Regions from separate parts of the Homo sapiens genome. Here region 2 is linked to region 1. A link is a loop called in an ENCODE intact Hi-C map of the cell type or tissue named here. Cell type or tissue: GM12878. All regions are shown on one strand. Links, peaks and the distances in the headings refer to the core of each region. The heading gives the core; the rest is flanking DNA.

Region 1 (8,342 bases), core at 127-8,126:
TAATTAAATGTATATTTTTTCTAAAAATGTCTAATTAGTAGCTACATCCTCCAATTAAACAAAACAAGAAAATTGATGCATTTAAAAATGTATATTACGTGGGTATACTGCACCCATGTAACAAGCCTGCATATGTACCAACTATATCTAAAATATAGGAAGGATAGTACCCCACATGTAGTTTTTTAACACATGCCCCCCTCCCTCTCTCTGCCCTCTAGTAGTCCATCGTGTCTATTGTTCCCATGTTCATATCCCATGTATACTCAATGTTTAGCTCCCACTTATGAACATGCAGTCTTTGGTTTTCTGCTCCTGCATTAATTTGCTTTGAATTATGACCTCCAACTCTATCTATGTTGCCGCAAAGTACATGATTTCATTCTTTTTTATGGCTGTGTTCTGTGGTGTATATGAACCACGTTTTCTTTATCCAGTCCACCATTGATGGGGACCTAGGTTGACTGCAGGTATTTGCTATTGTGAATAGCATGATGACGAACATATAAGTACCTCTGTCTTTTTGGTATAATGATACATTTTCCTTTGGGTATATACCCAGTAATGGGATTGCTGGGTATAATGGTAGCTCTGTTTTAACTTCTTTGAGAAATCTCCAAATTGCTTTCCACAGTGTCTGAACTAATTTACATTCCCACCAATAGTCTATAAGCATTCCCTTTTCTCTGCAGCCCCACCAACATCTGTTGTTTTTTGACTTTAATAAAGCCATTCTGACTGGTGTGAGATGGTATCTCATGGTTTTAATTTTCACTTCTCTAATGATTGGTGCTGATGACAGTTTTTCATGTTTGTTGGCCACTTGTATGTCTTCCTTTGAGGAGTGTCTCTTCATGTCCTTTGCCAATTTTTTAATGAGGCTTATTTTTGCTTGTTGATTTGTTTAAGCTCCTTAGAAATTCTGGATATTAGACCTTTATCAGATGCATACTTTATGAATATTTTCTCCCACTTTGTAGGTTGTCTGTTTACTCTGTTGATAGCTTCTTTTGCTCTGCAGAAACTCTTTAATTAGGTTCCACTTGTCAATTTTTGGTTTTGTTGCAAATGCTTTCGAGGACTTAGTCAAAAATTATTTGCCCAGGCTGATATTGAGAAGAGTATTTCCTAGTATTTTTTTCTAGGATTTTTATAGATTAAGGTTTTATATTTCAACACTTAATGCATCTTGAGTTAATTTTGTATATGGTGAAAGGTAAGGGTCCAGTATTATTCTTCTGCATATAGCTAGCCAGTTAACACCATTTATTGAATAGGGAATCCTTTCCCCATTGCTTGTTTTTGTCTACCTTGTTGAAGATCAGACTGTTGTAGGTGTGCAGCTTTATTTCCGAGTTTTCTATTCTGTTCCACTGGTCTACGTGTCGGTTTTTGTACCACTACCATGGTGTTTTTGGTTGCTGTACTTTTGTAGTATAATTTGATGTTGTGATGCTTTCAGCTTTGCCCTTTTTGCTTAAGATTTCTTTGGCTATTCAGGCTCTTTATTGGTTTCCTATGAATTTTATAATAGGTTTTTCTAATTCTGTGAAGAATGACACTGGTTATTTGATAGAAATAGCATTGAATCTGTAAATGGCTTTGGGCAGAATGGCCATTTTAATAATATTGATTCTTCCAATCTAAGAGCATGGAAACTTTCCCCATGTGTTTTTTTCATCTCTAATTTCTTTCAGCAGTGTTTTATAGTTCTCCTTGTAAAAAATCTTTCAACTCCTTGATTAACTATATTCCTTGGTATTTCGTTTCCTTTGTGGCTTTTGTGAATGAGATTGCATTCTCAATTTGGCTCTCAGCCTGAATATTATTGGTGTATAGAAATGCTACTGATTTTTTGTACATTGATTTTGTATCCTGAAACCTTGCTAAATTTTCAGTTCTAGGAAATTTTTGGCAGAGTCTTTAGGGTTTCCTAAGTATAGAATAATGTTATTAGTGAAGAGAGATAGATTGACTTGTTATTTTCCTATTTGGATGTCTTTTATTTCTTGTTCTTTCTTGATTGCTCTGGCTAGGACTTCCAGTACTTGTTGAATAGGAGGGCATCCTTGTCTTGCTCCAGTTTTCAAGTGGAATGCTTCCAGCTTTTCCTGTTCAGCATGGTGTTGGCTGTGGGTTTTTCATAGATGGTTCTTATTAATTTGAGGTACGTTCCTTTGATGCCTAGTCTGTTGAGAGTTTTTATATGAAGGGAAGTTTGAATTACCGAAAGCTTTCTCTGCATCTATTGAGATAATCATATGCTTTTTTCCTTTTAATTCTGTTTATGTGGTCAATCACATTCATTGATTTGCATATGTTAAACCAACCTTGCATCCCAGGAATAAAGCCTACTTGATAGTGATGAATAAGCTTTTTGATATGCTGCTGGATTCAATTTGTTAGTATTTTGTTGAGCATTTTTAAAAATCTATGTTCATTAGGTTTATTGGTCTAAAGTTTTCTTTTTTTATTGTATCTCTGCCAGATTTTGGTATCGGAATGATGTTGGCTTCAGAAAAGGAATTAGGGTCAGGAGCTCCTTCTCAATTTTTTGGACTAGTTTCAGTAGAATTGGTACCACTTCTTTGTACATCTGGTAGAATTCAGCTGTAAATCTGTCTGGCCTAGGGCTTTCTTTGCTCAGTAGGATTTTTATTACTGATTCAATTTCAGAGGTTCTTATTGGTTTGTTCATGTTTCACTTTCTTTCTGGTTCAATATTGTGAGGTTGTGTGTTCCCATGAGTGTACCCATTTCCTCTAGATTTTCTAATTTGTGTGCATAGAGGTGTTCATAATAGTCTCTAAGCATCATTTGTTTTTCTATGCAGTCAGTTGTAATGTCACCTTTGCCATTTCTTATTGCACTTACTTGGCTCTTCTCTTTTTTTTTCTTTGTTAGTCTAGCTAGTGGTCTATTAATCCCATTTATTTTTTGAAAAAACCAACACTTGGTTTCATTAAACTTTTCTATGGGCTTTCACATCTCAATTTCATTCAGTTCATCTCTGCTTTTAGTTGTTTTGTTTTCTTCTAATAGCTTTGGGGTTGGTTTGTTCTATTTTTTTCTAGTTCCTCTAGGTATGATGTTCTTTAATTTGAGGTCTTTCTAACTTCTTGATGAAGGCATTCAGTGATATAAACTTTCCTCCTAACACTGTATTTAGCTGTATCTCAAATATTTAAGTAAGTTGTATCTCTGTTTTCATTAATTCTAAAGAATTGTTTTGATTTCTGCCCTAATTTTGTTGTTCACCCAAGAGTTATTTAGGAACAAGTTGTTTTTTTCTTTTTTGGGGGGACAGAGTCTCGCTCTGTCACCCAGGCTGGAGTAGAGTGGCGCCATCTCAGCTCACTGCAACCTCTGCCTCCCAAGTTCAAGCGATTCTCCTGTCTTGGCCTCCCAATTAGCTGAGACTACAGGCACGTGCCACCATGCCTAGCTAATTTTTTGTATTTTTAGTAGAGACAGGTTTCACCATGTTAGCCAGGATGGTCTCGATCTCCTGACCTTGTGATCTGACTGCCTCGGCCTCCCAAAGTGCTGGGATTACAGGTGTGAGCCACCGCACCCAGCCAGGAACAAGTTGTTTAATTTACATGTTGTTGTGTAGCTTTGAGAGATCATGGTATTGGTTTCTATTTTTATTGCATTGTAGTCTGAGAATGTGCTTGGTATAATTTCTATGATTTTGAATTTATTGAGACTTGCTTTATGACTGAGCGTGTGTTTGATCTCAGAATATGTCTTGTGTGTGAATGAGAAGAATGTATATTCTGTGGCTGTTGGGCGGAATATTCTGTAGCTGTCTATAGGTCTAGTTGGTCAAGTGTTGAGTTTAAGTCCAGAATTTGTTTGTTAGTTTTCTGCCTCAATCATCTGTCCAATGCTGTCAGTGGGGTGTTAAAAGTCCCCACTATTTTTCTGTGGCTGTCTAAATCTTTTTGTATGTCAAGAAGAACTTGGTTTTACGAATCTGAGTGCCTTAATGTTGGGTGCATATATAATTAGGATGGTTAGGTCTTGTTGAATTGATCCCTTTATCATCATGTAATATCCTTCTCTGTTCTTTCTGCTTGTTGTTAACTTAAAATCTGTTTATCTAGTATAAGAATAGTGACTCCTGCCATTCCTTGTTTTTAATTTGTATGGTAGATCTTTCTCCATCCCTTTACTTTGAGGCTGTGTCAGTTATTACATGTGAGATGAGCCTCTTAAAGATAGCAGAGAATTAGATCTTGTCTTTTTATCCAGCTTGTCACTGTATGCCTTTTTTTTTTTTTTTTTTGAGACGGAGTCTCGCTCTGTCGCCCAGGCTGGAGTCCAGTGGCGCGATCTCCACTCACTGCAAGCTCCGCCTCCCGGGTTCACGCCATTCTCCTGCCTCAGCCTCCTGAGTAGCTGGGACTACAGGTGCCCGCCACCACGCCTGGCTAATTTTTTTGTATTTTTAGTAGAGATGGGGTTTCACCATGTTAATCAGGATGGTCTCGATCTCCTGACCTCGTGATCTGCCCGCCTCGGCCTCCCAAAGTGCTGAGATTACAGGCTTGAGCCACTGCGCCTGGCCCACTCTATGCTTTTTAAGTGGGGCATTTAGACCATTTACATTCAGGGTTAGAATTGGTATGTAAGATTTTGACCCTGTCATCATGCTGTTATGTGGTTGTTAGCTGGCTGAGGGGATAGTCTGTTCATTTGGAGGTCAGGGGACACTCTGTTTTTTAAATTGCCAGAATTCTTTGCCTATTCTTTCTCATTGAGAAGGCTGGTCTTCCTTTAACTGTGGCGCCAAATGAGCATCATCATCTGTCTTTGTTTCTGGGTGCTTTCAGAGGGTCAAGGCTCTGTGTAGGATCTTTAATTGTGGCTGGATTTTTGCCTAGGGTCTGACAGGCTTTGTATACTGGCAAAATATTTTTGGTGTTGTAATTTGGAGTGTGAACCAGTAGATGGAGCTTCAGGGTGTTGGCCAGCAGATAGGCTCTTAGCCATACAGCTCTCTGTGTATTTCAGCACATTCACAGTAGTACTCTGTGATGGCAGTGAGAAAGATAGGTGACCCCCCAACAAGGTCTGCTCCAGGGCCTTGGAGAAGCCCCCTTTGATTACTGGCACCGCATTCATATTTCCTTTGTTAGGCACTCTGGGCAGCAGGGTTTCCTCACGTACTGGCTGTGGCTGGCATTCAGGTCACACCCTTCCTGGATCGGCCCTGTAGAAGGAGGCACAACTCATTCCCGTCAGCCCAAGAACCTGAGTATCTCATCCCTCAAAGTGTTCTGGGAGTAGGGCACCTCTCCTGCTTGGGCACTGCCAAAGCCAGTGAGCCTTGTCTGGCTAGAGGCAGTGGGGGTGGGTGGAGTGGCATGGACCACCATCTGCATGCTTTCTAGGGGAACACGGGGCTTTGCCCACCTGCAGAGTTCAGGCAGGAGAGGGGCTGCTGTGCTGGAAGCCCAAGCTGGTGAGTCCCATCTGGCTAGCAGCAGTGTGGGTCAGAGAAATCTCCCAATTCATCACCTGAGTGTTTCCTGGGGGGACACAGAGCTGTGCCCACTGGCAGAGTTCAGGCAGGGCTGGGTCTGCTGTAGTGGAAGGAGTCGTCAAGCCTTGTCTGGCAGGTAGGAGTGAAGCAATCTGACTGCTCCCCAACACCACAACTGTGGCCTCTATTGGTGTTACGGCTGTTGGTGCCAGGTTGTTCAGGTGTCTAAGGCCTAAGGAGCTCCCCATGGTTTTGAGTGGTACCTCTGCAAAAACTCTGGCAACTTTCTGTATCAGTCTAGAGGCCCAGGGTAGGGTGGGGGTCAAGGGTGTTCTCCCATTTCCTGAATTGCACAGGTTCCTGTGATAAGTGTGGATTCCCTGGGAGCTCTTACTCCCTCACCCTGTCCCTGTATTCGGAAGCTTCTCTTGGCTCCCTGCTAGTCCTGGGTGGGCAGATGCCCAGCTTCACTATTTTCTGTTCTCTTTGTGTCCTCTCTCTCCCTTGATGGATCCTGACATGGATTCTTGGATGATCCACTTAAAGAGTCAGTATTTACTTGCTACTTTGTTTCCTCTCTGTTAGAGTGGCACACACTAGCTGCTGCTAGTCAGCCATCTTGAACCACTTCAGGAATTTTTTTTCTGGTATGAATCTTCAGAAAATTCGTACAGAAAGAGTTTTGGTGATAAATATTCTAAATTTTTACATGTATATTTTTATTTTATCTTCCTAATTTGACTTTGATTGGAATTCTAGTATTAAATTCTAGTGTAGCTTTCTGGAAAATTTGAAGATATTTTTTCATTATCTATTGCCTTCAGAGTTTCTGAGAAGATTGATGTCAATTCATTCTTATTCATTTGTAGGTAATTTTTATTGTTGTTATATGAAAGCTCTTAGAATTTCTCCCCATAATTTTGTGGGTTCTGAAATAACACTATAGGTAGTGTGTTTACATTTTTTCTTGTTTGGCTTTTAGTAGAAATTTTAAGTTTCAGGACTCATGTCTTTCTCTGCTCAGGGTAATTCTCTTCTATTATTTCTTTAAATATCATCTCCTCCTTGTTTGGTCTACTCTTACTTTTGTGAACTCCCATGAAATGGCTGTCGAAATTCTGGGTCTAGTCTGCAAAGTCTTTTAAGTTTTATTTCATATGTTCCCGCTCTTTGACTCTTTGTATGCATTCTAGGGCAATTCTTTGTCTCACTCTGCTAGCTTACTACATCAACCTTCAGTTGGGTCTGCTCTACTTTTTAGACTATCTCTTAAGGTTGTCATTTCAACAACCACATTTTTAATTTTCACAATCAATAATTTGTATTTTTTTTACTTATTCTGAGAATGCTAATTGTGCTTCCTCCCCAACCCCACCCCCCTGCAAAAAAAAGCTCTGCTCAGGTTGCTCTATTAATTCTATTTTTCCCTCTGTAGGTTCTTGGGTTTATTGACTTTACTCTTTCTCTATGTGTTGGCTTCCCTCAAACATCTCATTATTCCCATAGTGAAGACTTTATTTTTGATTGTGTGTCATAGGTGTTTGTGCAGCCCACGAGGGCATTATTTTATTGAAAGTGTGTGGGAAGTACAGCATGCTGACAGGATAGCACCTCGGTGTGTATTTTTCTGAGCATGGCTGCTCCTCATTTCTTTTACAAATCACAGTCACATGCACATTGTCCATTCTCCATTCTCTCTAATCTACTCTTCCTCATATTGTAAGCAATCACTCCCATTGCATGACTAGTCAATAGGGTAGGGGTTGGTCAGCTTGGCTGTTCCTGCTAATCACCATGTTTATTGCCTCTTCTACTCATCAATCTACAGGTATAAAGTTTCTTTGTATAAGATCTCACATTTTTAACAGTTTAATCATGTACAGATTTTGGATTGTGGCTTTTTAAAAAATCAATTTGATTCCTATGACTTTTGTCCTTTAAGGATTTTTCCCAGTTCTGGTCCTCTGAGGGAGAGAGAGAGAAAGAAAGACAGAGAGAGAGAGAAGGTGCATTCTTATTTTCAAGTGTAGCTATGGCTTACTCACACTCTTATACAAACACATCTATCTATCTATCTATCTATCTATCTATCTATCTATCTATCTATCTATCTTACCACTTCTGGCAAGAACTCTCTTTTTTTTTTTTTTGAGATAGAGTCTCACTCTCTTGCCCAGGCTGGAGTGCAGTGGTGTGATCACGGCTCACTGCAACCTCTGCCTCCTGGGTTAAAGTGGTTCTCCTGTCTCAGCCTCCTGAGTAGCTGGGACTACAGGCACATGCTACCACGCCCAGCTAATTTTTGTATTTTTAGTAGAGATGGGGTTTCACCATATTGGCCAGGATGGTCTTGATCTCCTGATCTTGTGATCCGCCCGCCTCAGCCTCTCAAAGTGCTGGGATTACAGGCATGAGCCACTGTGTCTGGCCAAAAACTATAACTCTTTTATCTCAGTATTTCTAGTTTCTTCCACAGTAGCTCCTCAAAACGTGGTTGTAGATTTGGAAATAAATGTAATTGAGTGGACCAGTCATTCTCTGCCATGGGAAATCAGGCCATTTACAAGATAAATGCTTTAAGGGAAGCTTCCAATTTGAATTCCAGTGATTTAACTTTCCTATCTACCTATGTTTTGTCTTCCCAACACAATGTCCATATTGATAATACATGGAAACAAATTTACTGTAATGCTCAAAAGTTGTATTTTGATACACATGTTCTTATTTGGTCCTTACAACCACCATCTGAGGCAAAAGTCCTGACCTCCATCTTTCAGTTGAGTAAACTGAGGCTCAGAGGGGACTGGTACAAGAACATGTTTTGGAAAGCAGCTGATGGACACAGATCTTC
Region 2 (8,342 bases), core at 249-8,248, 80 kb before region 1:
TTCTTTTTTTTTTTTTTTGAGACAGAGTTTCACTGTTGTTGCCCAGGCTGGAGTGCAATGGCATGATATCGGCTTACTGCAACCTCTGCCTCCCGTATTCAAGCGATTCTCCTCTCTTAGCCTTTCAAGTAGCTGGGATTACAGGCATGCACTATCACACCCAGCTACTTTGTTTTTTTTTTTTTTTTTTTTTTTTAGTACAGACTGTTTCTCCATGTTGGTCAGACTGGTCTTGAACTCCCGACCTCAGGTGATCCGCCCGCTTCGGCCTCCCAAAGTGCTGGGATTACAGGTGTGAGCAACAGCGCCCAGCCACCACTTAGCATTTTCATTTTACATTTGTTGAAGTTATAGATTTATACACCCATTGATTGCTGTTTTATTATACACTTGCATATCCATAAAATGGGAAATAGAAAAGAATAAAATGGGCACAGTATCCCTAAAGTTTCACATTCTGAGACATTTTAAAAATATTTGCTTTTTAGAAATTTGTGTCAATTAAACTGGTATACACATACAATGAAGTATTATTCAGCCTAAAAAGGACTAAAATCCTCTCCACTGCAGAAAAAATGGATGAGATTTCAGGTCTGTATATTAAGTGAAATAAGCCAGGAACAGAATGACAAATATTACATGTCCTCACTTACATGTAGGAACAAAAAAGAAAATCTTGGCCAGGTGTGGTGGCTCAGGCCTGTAATCCCAGCACTTTGGGAGGCCGAGTTGCACGGATCACTTGAGGCCAGGAGTTCGAGACCAGCCTGACCAACATGGTGAAACCCCGTCTCTACTAAAAACACAAAAAATTAGCCATGCGTGGTGACGCGTGCCTGTAGTCTCAGCTACTCGGGAGGCTGAGGCCCAAGAATCCCTTGAACTCTGGAGGCAGAGGTTGCAGTGAGCCCGGATTGTGCCTGTATACTCCAACCTGGGCAACAGAAAGAGACTCCATCACACACATACACACAAAAGGAATCTCAGGAAGGTGGAGAGTATAAAGGTGGTTAGCAGACGCTAGGAAGAAAAGGGGTGGGATAGGGAATGAAGAGAAGTGGATAATTGGGTCCCAAAATACAGAAAGATGGAATAAGTGAGTTGTAGTGTTTGCTAGTACAGCACGAAAATTTTAGTTCACAAGAATTTCTTGCATACTTCCAGATGCTTTGGTAAGAAGCTTCCTAACTTTCTCATTATGCTGGTTTTTAAGTTATTCTCTTTCTGCTCCTGAAATCATGCTGGTTTTTTGTTTTTGTTTTTTTGAGACAGAGTTTCACTCTTGTTGCCCAGGCTGGAGTGTAATGGTGCGATCTTGGCTCACTGCAACCTCTGCGTCCTGGGTTCAAGCGATTCTCCTGCCTCCACCTCCTGAGTAGCTGGGATTACAGGCATGCGCTAGCACGCCCAGTTAATGTTGTATTTTTAGTAGAGACGGGGGTTTCTCCCTGTCGGTCAGGCTGGTCTTGAACCCTTGACCTCAGGTGATCCACGCACCTCAGCCTCACAAAGTGCTGGGATTACAGGCGTGAGCAACCGTGCCCGGCCCATGCTGTATCCTTATCTGTTGTCTGTTGTTGTTTGTTTGTTTTTGAGCCCAGGAATAACTTCTCACCTATATGTTCAAATGATTTTTAACATGAGTGCTAAGAAAGTCCAGCAATCTCACTACTGGGTATTTATCCGGAGGAAAGAAAATCTATGTATCAGAGAGATTCCTGCACCTTCATGTTTATTGTAGCACTGTTAAAAATAGTCAAGATATGAAATGTCCATCAAAAGATGAATGGATAAGGTGGTGTATATACACAAAATGGAATTCTACTTGGCCATAAAAAAGAATGAAATCTTCTAATTTGTGGCAACATGGATGAACCTGGAGGGCATGTTAACTGAAATAAGATGGCTCAGAAGGATAAACACCACATGTTCTCACTCATATGTAGGAGCCAAAAAAACAAAAAAGAGCTCATAGAGAGTATAATTGTGGTTTTTAGAGTCTGGGAAGGGTAGTGGGGAAGGAAGAGTAGTGGGGAAGGAAGAGTAGTGGGGAGGAGAGGATACGGAGAAGTTCGTTAACAGATACGAAATTATAGCTAAAGAGGAGGAATAAGTTCTAGTGTTCTGTAGCACTGTAAGGGAAATATTGTGTATTTTTTAAAAAGCTAGAAGAGAGGATTTTTATTTTGAATGTTCACATCATAAATGTTTGAGATAATGAATATGCTTAATTACCCTGACTTGATCATTACACATTGTATACATATATTGAAATACTACTATATATCCCATAAATATGTAGTTATCACATGGCAAAGAAAGAAAAACAATGAAATATTAATAGGCAATTTACAGAAACCCAAAAGTCCAACGAGTGTGTAAAGATACTCAAACTTATCAGAGAGATATGTATTAAAACAATAAGATGCCTCTTTATCTAGTGAAAAATTAGGCTGGATAGTTATTAGCATTCAAAGAAATGTGAAGGTAGAGGAACTCTTGTGCACTGCTGATAGGGTATAGACCAGCACAGCCATTTTAGGGAGTAACCTGGCAGTATCGAATCCAATTGAGTATACCTCACTCCTGAGTTTATACCACAAAAGAATACATGCAGAGGACCTTAAAGGATTGTATAGGAGGATGCTCACTGCTGTGTTGGTTGTGGTGGCGGGAGTTGGAAGTAATCTGGTCTCTTACTACTGATAGACTTACAAAGGATTATGCAGCAATTAGAAAGAGATACACGTGAAACAACATGAATAGATCTTAAATATAGATCTGAATTTTTAAAAGTTATTTGTAGTTAGCTCTACCATTTTTATTTGGTTACCTATATGGCAACATAAATATAATATCTAAACCCAAACTCCTGGTTTTATATCTGCTGCCAAAAAAGTAACTGCCACAACTGAACTAACAATTAAAACCCTTGCTCCTCTAATAATCTTTCTCATCTCAGTTAATGCCACTACTCTCCTCAAAATTTGTCCTGAGCCAAAAATTTTAGGAGCCATCTTTTGTTCCTCTTTCTCTCTACACTCACTCCACTAACACATATCCCAGCTCTCAGGAACAAGCTCTGTCCTCTCTACCTCCAAAATACATCCTGGTGCATAGGATTTTCTGCCCTGAAGTAGCACCTCATGTGATTCCAATGCAGGAGTTTCCTGAATCACACTTTGAGAAACTCTGAAAACATGCTCTCCTGCTCTGTTGAGGAGTAAGCTTTTCCTTTTTGGTAATTTTAGGAAGATAATAATTTTTGGCTTTTTAGAATAAAGATCGTTGTGATTCCATTGTTAATAATCAGTGAATCAAAAGATCCCAACTAGTAATATCATTCCAGTTTTATCACCAACACAGCTGACAGATTGAAAGTTTAATGAACAGCAAGTAATTAAGGCCTAGGCTTTAGAACCAATATTTAATTCCCGGGTCTCTTACTTTTAGTTGTGTAACCTTGGTTTGTTTATTTACCTCTGAACCCCCAGGTTCCACATCTACAAAATGAGAGAGCATTATCTAGCCATAGAGTTGTTAGGAGGATTTGGATGTAAAGCATGTGGCACAGTGCTTGACCTCAACATGGCTGCTGCTAAAATGACAATAATGATAATAATCACTATTGCTGTGACTACTACCACTACTAGAACTTCTAGTTTTGAGGCCACAGATACTAAGAACATCCAGCAGAGGGCAATGGAACAGCACAAGATTTAAGTTAGTATATGAGCCTACTGGAGATGTGTCACATTTACCAAGCATTATTTCTACTTTTATATTTCTTATTTTAATGGAAAGAAGAGATGGATGTTATTGATGGACCTCTTTTATATTTGAGATTCTCACTTCCCCAATTATTGAAGAATGATGGTACATCTATATCTATACAATCCTCGCTTAGAACTTGCAATCTCAATCTCCTAATGTATTAGTCTGTTTTCACGCTGCTGATAAAGACATACCCGAGACTGGGTAATTTATAAAGAAAAAGAGGTTTAATGGACTCACAGTTCCACATGGGTGGGGAGGCCTCACAATCATCACAGAAGGAGAAAAGGTATGTCTTACATGGCAGCAAGCAAGGAAGAAATGAGAGCCAAGCAAAAGGGGAAACTCCCTATAAAAATCATCAGAACTTGTGAGACTTAGTCACTATCACAAGAACAGTATGGGGCAAACTGTCCCCACGATTCAATTACCTCCTACCTGGTCCCTCCCACACATGTGGGAATTATGGGAGCTACTATTCAAGATGAGATTTGGGTGGGGACACAAACCATATCACCTAACATCTTTCAAATTTTTTAAATTTAAAAAAAATTTTTATAGAGACAGGGTCTTCTATGTTGCCCAGGCTGATCTAGAACTCCTGGGCTCAAGTGATCCTCTCACCTCAGCCTCCCAAAGTGTTGGGATTACAGGTATGGGCCACTGCACCTGGCCCTCCTAACAGCTTTGTCCCTTACCCCAATGTCCCCCTTTCTAAATAATGAGAGGAGTGGAATAAATATTTGGTTTTTAAGTCCTGTACCCAAGAGCCATTGGTGCTGTTGAGCTGCATCAGGGCTGTCAGGGATAAGTAGGAAGGCTCCACTTCTCTCCCCACCACTGTCTACCAAAGTAACTCAGCATTTATCTGTTTGATACATTGGATTTTCTCATAAGATTTTATTTTGGAAAAAAAAAAAGTTAAAAAATAGATGCTCACAAATGCCCCTTCTGCCTCTATCCAAAGAATCTAGTTTGCTGGGGCCTTTGTTGTTGTTTTAACAAATAATAGTATTTCTTATCTAGCATTTTTTAACATTTGGCCAGTTCATCAGTTGCAAAATCAGTTATTGTGTCTTTCTTAATATGAAATGATGGAATACAATCAAACAAGTAAAAATATCAACATACATTAGCAAGAAAAAATTTTGTTCTTTGTTCCAGCTATGTCTGTCTATGCATACTGGGTAGAGTGGTAAAATTAATTTCATATTGTAGATTGTGAAAAATTTGAAATTTTGAAAGCCACTGCTATATATATATTGAAAATTTGAAAGCCACTGCTATATATATTGATACAGTTTTTGCTTTTATCACTGTATTAATCTGCTAAGGCTGCAATAACAAACTACCACAGATTGAACAGAATGGCTTAAACAACAGAAATTTATTTTCTCACATTTCTTGGGGCTAGAGTATAAGAAGATGTTAGCATGGTTGTTTCCTCTGAGGCCTCTCTCTTTGGCTTGTAGGTGGTTGTCTTCATGTTCACATGGTGTTCTTCCTGTATGCATATTGTTAAAGAAAAAAATTATTTTATAATGCTTGTTGATGGGCATTTGGGTTGATTCCATGTCTTTGCTGTTTGTGAATAGTGCTGCAATGAACATATATGTGCATGTATCTTTATAATTGAATGATTTATATTCCTTTGGGTATATACCCAGTAATGGAATTGCTGGGTCAAATGGTATTTCTGGTTCTATGTCCTTGAGAAATCACCACACTGTCTTCCATAATGGTTGTTCTAATTTACATTCCTACCAACAGTGTAAAACTGTTCTTATTTCTCCACAGCCTCACCAGCATCTGTTGTTTTTTGACTTTTTAGTAATCACCATTCTGACTGGTGTGAGATGGTATCTCATTGCGGTTTTGATTTGCATTTCTCTAATGATCAGGGATGTTGAGCTTTTTTTCATATGTTTGTTGGCTGTACTTCTTTTGAGAAGTATCTGTTCATGTCCTTTGCCCACTTTTTAATGGGGTTTTTTTTTTCTTGTAAATTTGTTTAAGTTCTTTGTATACTCTGGATATTAGACCTTTGTCAGATGGATAGATTGAAAATGTGGTACATATACATCATGGGATACTATGCAGCCATAAAAAGGAACAAGATCATGTCCTTTGCAGGAACATGGTTGGATCTGGAAGCCATTATCCTCAGCAAACTAACACAGGAACAGAAAACCAAAGGCCACATGTTCTCACTTATAAGTGGGAGGTGAACAGTGAGAACACATGGACACAGGGAGGGGAACAACACACCCTGGGGCCTGTCGGTGGGGGTTGGGGGAGGGAGAGCATCAAGAAAAGTAGTTAGTGTATACTGAGCTTAATACCTAGGTGATGGGTTAATAGGTGCAGCAAACCACCATGGCACATGTTTACCTGTGTTTACTTATGTAACAAACCTGCACATCCTGCAGGTTATGTACCCTGGAATGTAAAATAAAATAAAAAACTAAAGTTCAGATCTTGAAATTGTAAAACAGAGAACATAAAGCAAACACACTTAATATGTTACAAAGAAAATGAGAAATGCAAAAATAATAATAATAATAATACTTATTAAAGCACAGTGAAGAAGACTTTATTCAGGACCATTGCAATAGGTATAGGTAACACCACAATGAGATTTTGCAGCCTGGGAGAAAGATTGGACTTAATTCCAAACACAGCATGGGCAAGTGGGAATTTATAGCCAAGGAGCAGGGTGGGGGTCAATGGATGGAAAATTACTAAAAGGAAACATCAGGGGTGAGGAAGATTTCAGCTAAACCAACTTCACAGGATTCTTGCTAAAAACAGAACAAGGTGATTTATTACCTGTGGGATAGTGGAGGATGAGGAACTTGATCAGATGTCACGGTTGATCAGCTACTGGGGGAGAGGGGTTCTTACTAAATGAGTTTTTGGATAAAGCAGATTTTACAAGGAGGTGCACAGATGGGCCTAGGAGAAGGTTAGGGAGCCTGACTGAAGTTTGGTCAAGTTAGAATCTGTGTCAATATCTGTACAAAATTCCTCTTCTTACAAGGACATAAATCATATTCGATAAGGGCCTACATTACTGACTTCATTTTAACTTAGTTACCTCTTTAAAGACCCTATTTATAAACATAGTCACATTATTAGGTATTGGGTATTAGAAGTTCAGCATGAAATTTGGTGTAACACACTTCAGTCTATAATGATCACATAAAAAATCTTGGAGATCAATCCATACAAACACATAAAGGCTGCTTCATTTTATTTCATTATTGGACTATATTTCCTTCTCCTTCTGTCTTACTCCCCCCTACACAACCTCAAATAATAATTAGTGCTTTTGTAAAGGATTATGAGTTCATTGTAAAAATTGCAAACAAGTACAAAGAAGAAAATAAAAAATCAGGTTCATTATTATCTCTTGGAGCTAATATTTTTGACATTTTGATGAATATTCTTTTAATGAGCCCTTTGTGTCTAAATACATATATAGATGTATATGTTCATGAATATATGTAAATGAGTATATGGATATGTATGCATTAACCAAAACTGGGATTGTACCATTTATGTATTCCTGTAATCCTCGTCACTAAACAATATGAGGGGACCGTCTTCTTTAAGAAATATATTAATAGATCTATATTATGATTAACAATGCTTACCTAGTATTTAGTTGTATGGATGTTCAATTAATCATCTAACAGGTCATTTAATTTGCTTATATTTTTTCTGTTATAATCAAGACTTATGTCTTGATTACATCTTTGCACACTTGTGTGATAATTCCCATGGAGTAAATTCTTGGAAGTAAGAATACAAAGTTGGCAGCCACTTTACTATTTTAATATATACAATAATTTTAAGCTATCTTCTAAATAGTTTATACTAATTTATACACTCACCACAAAAATTAAAAAAACATGAGTTCTTATATATCTACACTGTCACTAATAATATTAGAATGTATTATTTAGCATTTTTAAAAATAAAATTAGTTTTTATTTGCACTTACAAGTGAAAGCATCTTTTCTCCCAACATTTTATTTACAACATACAACAAAGTTTGAATTCATTTTACAGCAAACACTAATGCACACCATCTTGATTCTACCATTAACATTTTACTATAGTAACAATATAACTATCCTTCTATCTGTACCTTTACCCATCCATTTAATTCATCTTTTAAAATGCATTTTAAAGGAATTTACAGGAATCCATACACTTTACCCAAATTGCAGTTGACCATTGAAAACACAGGTTTGAAATGTTTGAAATGTGCAGGTTGACTTATATGTGGATTTTTTTCAATACATATATTGGAATTTTTTTTGGAGATTTGTGACGATTTGAAAAAACTCAGATGAACCACTTAGCCTAGAGATAACAAAAAAATTAAGAAAAAGTTATGTCATGAGCATATAACATATAACAAAATATAAAAAGTTATTTATCAAAACTGACACAAGCAAACACACACCATACATGGTGCAATTTGAAGTTCAGAAAAATATAAACAAATGTAAAGGCAGTATTAAACTACACAAAATTAACTGTAGTACATACTTGACTCA

What was found. A loop is a pair of places that touch in the nucleus more often than their neighbours do. Peaks named below come from ENCODE experiments on the same cell type or tissue, not always from the same donor. Only the 100,000 strongest peaks of a DNase experiment are listed, where the experiment ranks them.
Region 2: it touches region 1 in a loop (3.0-fold over the local background); 12 of 110 quality-filtered maps call a loop at or near these places.

The regions. Positions count from the first base shown.
Region 1 is chr3:112,434,408-112,442,749 of GRCh38, reverse strand. No RefSeq gene overlaps it. Among named protein-coding and RNA genes, the nearest start is that of BTLA, 61 kb to the left of the region's middle. In GM12878, for the core only: a CTCF peak has its summit at 4,948 (motif pointing right); no DNase peak of the experiment used is centred there; H3K27ac peaks cover 290 bases.
Region 2 is chr3:112,514,944-112,523,285 of GRCh38, reverse strand. No RefSeq gene overlaps it. Among named protein-coding and RNA genes, the nearest start is that of BTLA, 20 kb to the right of the region's middle. RefSeq lists an enhancer at 858-1,358. In GM12878, for the core only: a CTCF peak has its summit at 3,694 (motif pointing right); a DNase peak (open chromatin) is centred at 3,695; H3K27ac peaks cover 1,432 bases.